2 separate regions of the Homo sapiens genome follow, and region 1 is linked to region 2. Evidence: read pairs that join two places in POLR2A ChIA-PET (ENCODE). Cell type or tissue: PC-3. All regions are shown on one strand. Links, peaks and the distances in the headings refer to the core of each region. The heading gives the core; the rest is flanking DNA. Region 1 overlaps UBE2D4 (ubiquitin conjugating enzyme E2 D4). Region 2 has its middle 25 kb from the start of MRPS24.

What was found. ChIA-PET counts read pairs that join two places held together with the same protein. Peaks named below come from ENCODE experiments on the same cell type or tissue, not always from the same donor. Only the 100,000 strongest peaks of a DNase experiment are listed, where the experiment ranks them.
Region 1: POLR2A ChIA-PET joins it to region 2 with 20 read pairs; 2 of 35 experiments call an interaction of 5 or more read pairs at or near these places.

The regions. Positions count from the first base shown.
Region 1 is chr7:43,953,062-43,955,975 of GRCh38, reverse strand. It overlaps UBE2D4 (ubiquitin conjugating enzyme E2 D4), which reads right to left. Exons shown (of 7, transcript NM_015983.4): 7 at 1-2,914. It also overlaps the pseudogene POLR2J4. Among named protein-coding and RNA genes, the nearest start is that of UBE2D4, 28 kb to the right of the region's middle. RefSeq lists silencers at 1,178-1,227, 1,268-1,337. In PC-3, for the core only: a CTCF peak has its summit at 1,261 (motif pointing right); a DNase peak (open chromatin) is centred at 1,245.
Region 2 is chr7:43,842,829-43,845,742 of GRCh38, reverse strand. No RefSeq gene overlaps it. Among named protein-coding and RNA genes, the nearest start is that of MRPS24, 25 kb to the left of the region's middle. In PC-3, for the core only: no CTCF peak of the experiment used is centred there; a DNase peak (open chromatin) is centred at 1,272.

The DNA of each region.
Region 1 (2,914 bases), core at 211-2,710, 110 kb before region 2:
AGACTCTGGGAGGAACGCTGTTCAGGATGGCTTGCTGCCTGCATGGCATGAGGCTGCTGTCTTGTGGGTGCTGGCAGCCACAATCTCCATTTTTCTGAAGACCACCATTTATGGCTAGATCCAGTAGAGGTCCAGAACTTTCCCAACACTGCTGGAGAGGAAGTGTTTCACAGTCAGAGGAGAGAGCCATGGGGAATGGAAGCAGGGGAAGAAGGGGTGGGGAGGGGAGGAGAGATGAGTGGCTCTATGCTAATCTTAGGGTTCCTTCTCTGCCCTTTTGGGTACCAGAGACAGACCCTAGGAAAGGAATTCTGCAGACAGTCTTGGAAGCACCTTCTCTGGCACTTAAGGCTTTTTCCCGAATTTCAGAGACAGAAACATACCCATCCTTGAGCAACTGCAGTGAGGCAGTGTGGAATTCTAGGGTGTTGATAGCTGTGAGCTACCAGGCCTGTTGGACATTTGCATTCTGGCATTTTAATTCCTTGTCCTAAGATTTTGACTCTTTGCCATGTTCTTGGAACTCCTGGATCTTTCTGGAGTCTGATAGCGGATCAAAATCTCAGCTCCATTCAGCAAACACAGACGCTTCTGGGGGAGAGCTAATGGTCATTTTTTCATCATGGATCAATTGTTCAAGATCAAGCACCTTTCTGATCACTCTTGTCCACAGAGAAAAAAACACATTACTCCACAGTTGGCTTCTCAGATTTGATGTCTAGTTGTCAACCTGAGACCTTCCTTGGAAGCATGGCTTCTGCACAAGTGGGTTACATTGACTGTACCACAGTGGCTCTTAAAACAAGGTTTTTGACCTAAGGAGCCTGTTCTCCAGGCTGACCTGAACCCCTCAAAGACATGGCAAGCAGGTGACATTTCTGCCCAGGGGATTTGCTGAGAGATCTGGAAGGTACAAAGCCACCTTAGGCTTCAATGGGTGAGTGAATTTTTACCACAAACCCCAAAGGGCTGATTTGACTTTCTCTATTATGTATATCCAACAGAGAGAGCAGGCTTGGGGAAATTTTGTCTGGACTCAGAAAATTCATCAGTTTCTTGGGAATCATCAGCTACTACACTTGAAAGACCAGAGTATGGTTATTCCCCAACACCAAGTTGGGCCTTAATTTTCCCATCTGACCTGTCTCTAACATGTGAATCAGTCCCACCTTCCCTGACCACATGAGTGAAGTGTTTCTGTGATGCTTGGCTGTAGATGCAGTGTGACAACTGCCTGAAGCACATGATCTCAGGCACCAGATGGCACTGCTGCTCAGTAGAGCCATATGCTAACAGCCTTCCTAGAGGACACTGGTAACAGCATTCTCCCCAACTATTAAGCTTTATTGTTTTGTTTAAGCAAAGACCAAAGAAGCAACGAAGATACAAGAATTAAAACAGCAATCCTTGCTGGGCACGGGGGCTCACGCCTGTAATCCCAGCACTTTGGGAGGCCAATGTGGGCGGGTCACTTGAGGCCAGGAGTTCAAGAACAGCCTGGCCAACATGGTGAAACACCGTCTCCACTAAAAATACAAAAATTAGCCCAGCATGGTGGCACATGCCTGTAATTCCGGCTACTTGGGAGGCTGAGGCAGGAGAATTGCTTGAACCTGGGAGGCAGAGGTTGCAGTGAGCCAAGATCGCACCACTGCACTCCAGCCTGGGAGACAGAGCAAGGCTCTGTGTTAAAAAAAAAAAAAAAAAAAAAAAAAAAAGGCAATCCTCAACATGGTGAGATGCAGCCACACCCAAAGAACCCCAAAAGGGGCCTTATGGTAGCAGGAGGATCCTAAATGTGGACCCTCACAAAGGGAATGCAGCCCAAGTTAAAAGTGCTTCTTCCTTTGTTAAGGAAGTGATTATGTGAATAACCTCAGTATTCTCAGTGGGAAAATATCTGGCAATAAATTTGTAGCCACAACTTGGAAGTTTCTGGAAGAAATCAACCTCCCACAGCCACCTTTGGCTGACTGCTTATGTTAGGTCTGTAGACTTCCTTTCAATCAGCCGGCAAAAGCCCCATCTGGCCACTTGGTCACAGTTTTACTGCTTCTTCACCTTTTGTTCCTATTCACCTACACATCACTTCCTGGAAGTGGACCAGCTTTATAACCAACCTAGAAAGATCAGGTTGAATTTGGCTTTAGAGATCTGAAGCTCCTCAATTTTCTTCCCTCTGTGGAAGTTTTATTAGAATAATCTCTTCCCTTTGTTGTCCTCTTCCTAACTAACCTAATCTCAAGGCTCAAAGCTTTAAAGGCAAATCTTAAAATGTGCTGCATCAGAAAGCCAAGGCAGAAAGCCGATCACCTAACAGGCTATTGTAATTTAAGGCTTCAAATAACTGTTAATAGTGTGTATCTTCTGTTTTGCCTAAAAGAAAGAGGCTGAAATGTCAATTATCATTTAGAGTTGTGAGTGAATTGCATTTTTATTTACGTTTAAGAGTCTCTCTCCCTCCTTGTGTTCTAGTCTGTGAATGGCTCACACTTGGACTTAGTGTAGGCTCCTATGGGAGGAGCGGGCGGTAGTGAGAATCTTCATCAAATGGAGTAACATGACCCAAATCTCTAGAGGTTTCATAATTTTGCTCTTGCTTCTAAAAACATAATCATCTCTTATGGGGTGTTATGTGCTTTGTATCCTGAAATTTTCCACTTGCTGCTTCTTGGTGTGAGGCGAGAAATGCCACCACGTGGCACTGCAGGAGGAGACTGGTGGAAGCCACAGGGCTAGGCCTTCACTTCCCAGTGACACTGTTCCCAATTCCCTCCAGGATAAGCTGAGACTCCTCAGGATGTGGTTCTGCAGCAGATGAGGTGCGAACAAAGCCTGCTCTGCCCTGGGCACCCAGGATGGCACTGAGTTCTAAAAGGCAAAGGGTATGTGGTGAGGGGCCAGGCTGAGGCCC
Region 2 (2,914 bases), core at 149-2,648:
TCAGTTGTTCCACCGGAATGCAAAGCCTGAAAAATATCTCAAACACCAGTCTTAGGTCTTACAATAGCAATGTTATCAATAGGGGCAATTAGGTACATTACAAATTATAAATCTTGTGACCACTGGCTACATGACTCCTGAGCAGTAAGCAAGTTACAAAACATGACTAGTTGTCATTTATTTAATTTAATTTTTTTTTGTTTTGAGACAGGGTTTCACTCTGTTGCCCAGGCAAGAGTGCAATGGCACAATCATAGTTCACTGAAGCCTCGACCTTCTGGGCTCAAGCAATCCTCCCACCTCAGCCTTCTGGGTAGCTGGGACTACGGGTGCATGCCACCACACCTATCTAATTTTTTGTATTTTCTGTAGAGATACGGTCTAGGCTGGTCTCAAACTCCTAGGGTCAAGCGATCCACCTGCCTTGGCCTCCCAAAGTGTTGGGATTACAGGCATACCCACCTTGCCTGGCTTGCCTAGTTATCATTTATCTATGCATAGGTCTTAGCAGAATTCAGACCCCTCCTATAATTCTAACTTTGTGGTCTTTTATTAGTTTTACAAAGGCGACATCCATCCCCAGACAAGTAGGGGGGTAGTTTTGGGAAGGTACCATTGCTATTGCTTTAAGGTTAAACTGCACACTAAACTCCTTCCATGGCAAGCTTGGCCTACACCCAGGAATGAGCAAAGACAATCAGCTTGTGAGGTTGGAAGCAAGATGGAATCAGTTACGTCTTTCACTGTCATAATTTTTGCAAGAACAATTTCAGTAAGGCCTATTCAGAGCACTTAGCTATTGGCAGCCACTCTGGTGGTGGAAATGGTGACAGTGGCAGTGACAATGATGATGATGATGATGGTAGTGATGATGACAATAATGACTACAATGATGAATCGCCCCCATCCCACTGGGCAGCACTGCACTGGTGAGGGATGTCCCTCCATCCCCACCTTTATATACAGAACCTTGTCTTTTACAACCCTCCCAACTCCAGGACAGTCTTCCTGTGGGTGAGCCTGGAGGTCATCACTGTTTCAAAGGGAAACCTTTGAGCAGAATGAGATGCAAACAGTGATGACTTCCAGGCTCACCCACAGGAAGACTGTCTTGGAGTATTATAAGGATGAATGAGTAGTAGCAGAATGAGGATGTTTCTAAGCTCTCTCCAGTCCCTGAACAAATTATTCCAGTTAGGTTGCATTGTCACTTGATATCATTTGCTGTAACAGAACTTGTAGTCACAGTGTCTCCGGTATATGACTCAGTGTAGTGGCACAGAGCGGATCCAGGAGAGTCCCATCAAGCTCATTGCTCACTCAATGGATGACTCTTCACTGAGAACTTATGATGTGCCATGATCTAGCTGGTGTTCTGAGGACATTGAGAGGATCCCTCTCAGGGATGGTTACAATAAAGCTCCTGGTCTCTGGAAGAAACAGACACACATTCAAACAATTACAATGCCATGCTATGGGCAGGGACCAGCCTGGCACCAAGAGAAGAGTGGCAACTCCACCTGGAGGAGTGAGCCATCATGCCTGGCTTGTGTAGTAAATTTCTATTCAACTCCATTGGCTTATCCATTTACTTATAAACATACAGACATCCAGATAGTAACTTTAAGCTCCAATACTGCAGTCTTTTGTTTCTTAGGAATTCAGGCCTACTTTGGTGACTGGGGGCTCTTTCTATTGGCTCTTTTTTTTTTTTTTTTTTCATTTTGTGACAGAGTTTTGCTCTTGTTGTCCAGGCTGGAGTACAACGGCGCGGTCTTGGCTCACTGCAACCTCCACCTCCCAGGTTCAAGTGATTTTCCTGTCTCAGCCTCCTGAGTAGCTGAGATTACAGGTGCATGCCACCACACCCTGCCAATCTTTGAGTTTTTAGGAGAGATGGGGTTTCGCCCTGTTGGTCAGGCTGGTCTCAAACTCCTGATCTCAGGTGATCCACCCACCTTGGCCTCCCAAAGCGCTGGGATTACAGGTATGAGCCACCACGTCCAGCCACTGGCTCCTGTTTTACTTTGACTTAATGAAGCGACATTGTTCGTTTGGGGTAATACTTGAGGTTCATTGCCTCATGCTGAGGAAATCAAGGATGCGGACATATGTGGAGTGAGGTTAAGAGCAGAGGTTTAATAGGTGAAAGAAAGAGACTGGCTTGAGGAGGCGGTGTCTGATTTACATTAGGGCCCAAAGATCAGTTGGACCAGGGGTGACATTTACATAGTGCATGAAGAAGCTGGCTACCCCACCCTAATCTTCTTATTATGCAAATGGATGTTCTATTCAGCCAGCGCCCATGTTGTCTGCTCCTTACTGTACATGTGGTTGGCAAAGCAAAGGGAAGATGGAGCCCCCATGTTGAACATGCTTGGTCCCCAGGTAGCCTTTTCCTATTGGCACAGCTGCCAGCATTCACCTGTGCAAGTTTCCAGCTTGCTTATCTATGTCTGCAGCTCGATTTTACAGGCTGCTATTTGTTAGAAAATAAATGATTTTGGGGCTGCTTTTCATTAAAAGGGAAACCTTACTGAGGACTTCCTTACCCTCACTATCTGCCTAAATAATTTCTTTTTAACTCCAATATCATTAATTTCATCTGTTTTTTTTTCCTGAACACTTTTTAACTTTTTTTGTTTGTTATTTTTCATCCTTTTTTGAATGTCTGAAGACCACACTTTTTGATAGTTCAAGATTATCCTAGCTCATATATTTACTGTCCCAGCCCTAGTACCAGCCATTTCTTCAAACAGCCCTGATTCCTTTTATTAAAGAATGATGGCCAGGCGCGGTGGCTCATGCCTGTAATCCCAGCACTTTGGGAGGCCGAGGTGGGTAGATCACGAGGACAGGAGTTCAAGGCCAGCCAGGCCAAGATGGTGAAACCCCGTCTCTACTGAAAATACAA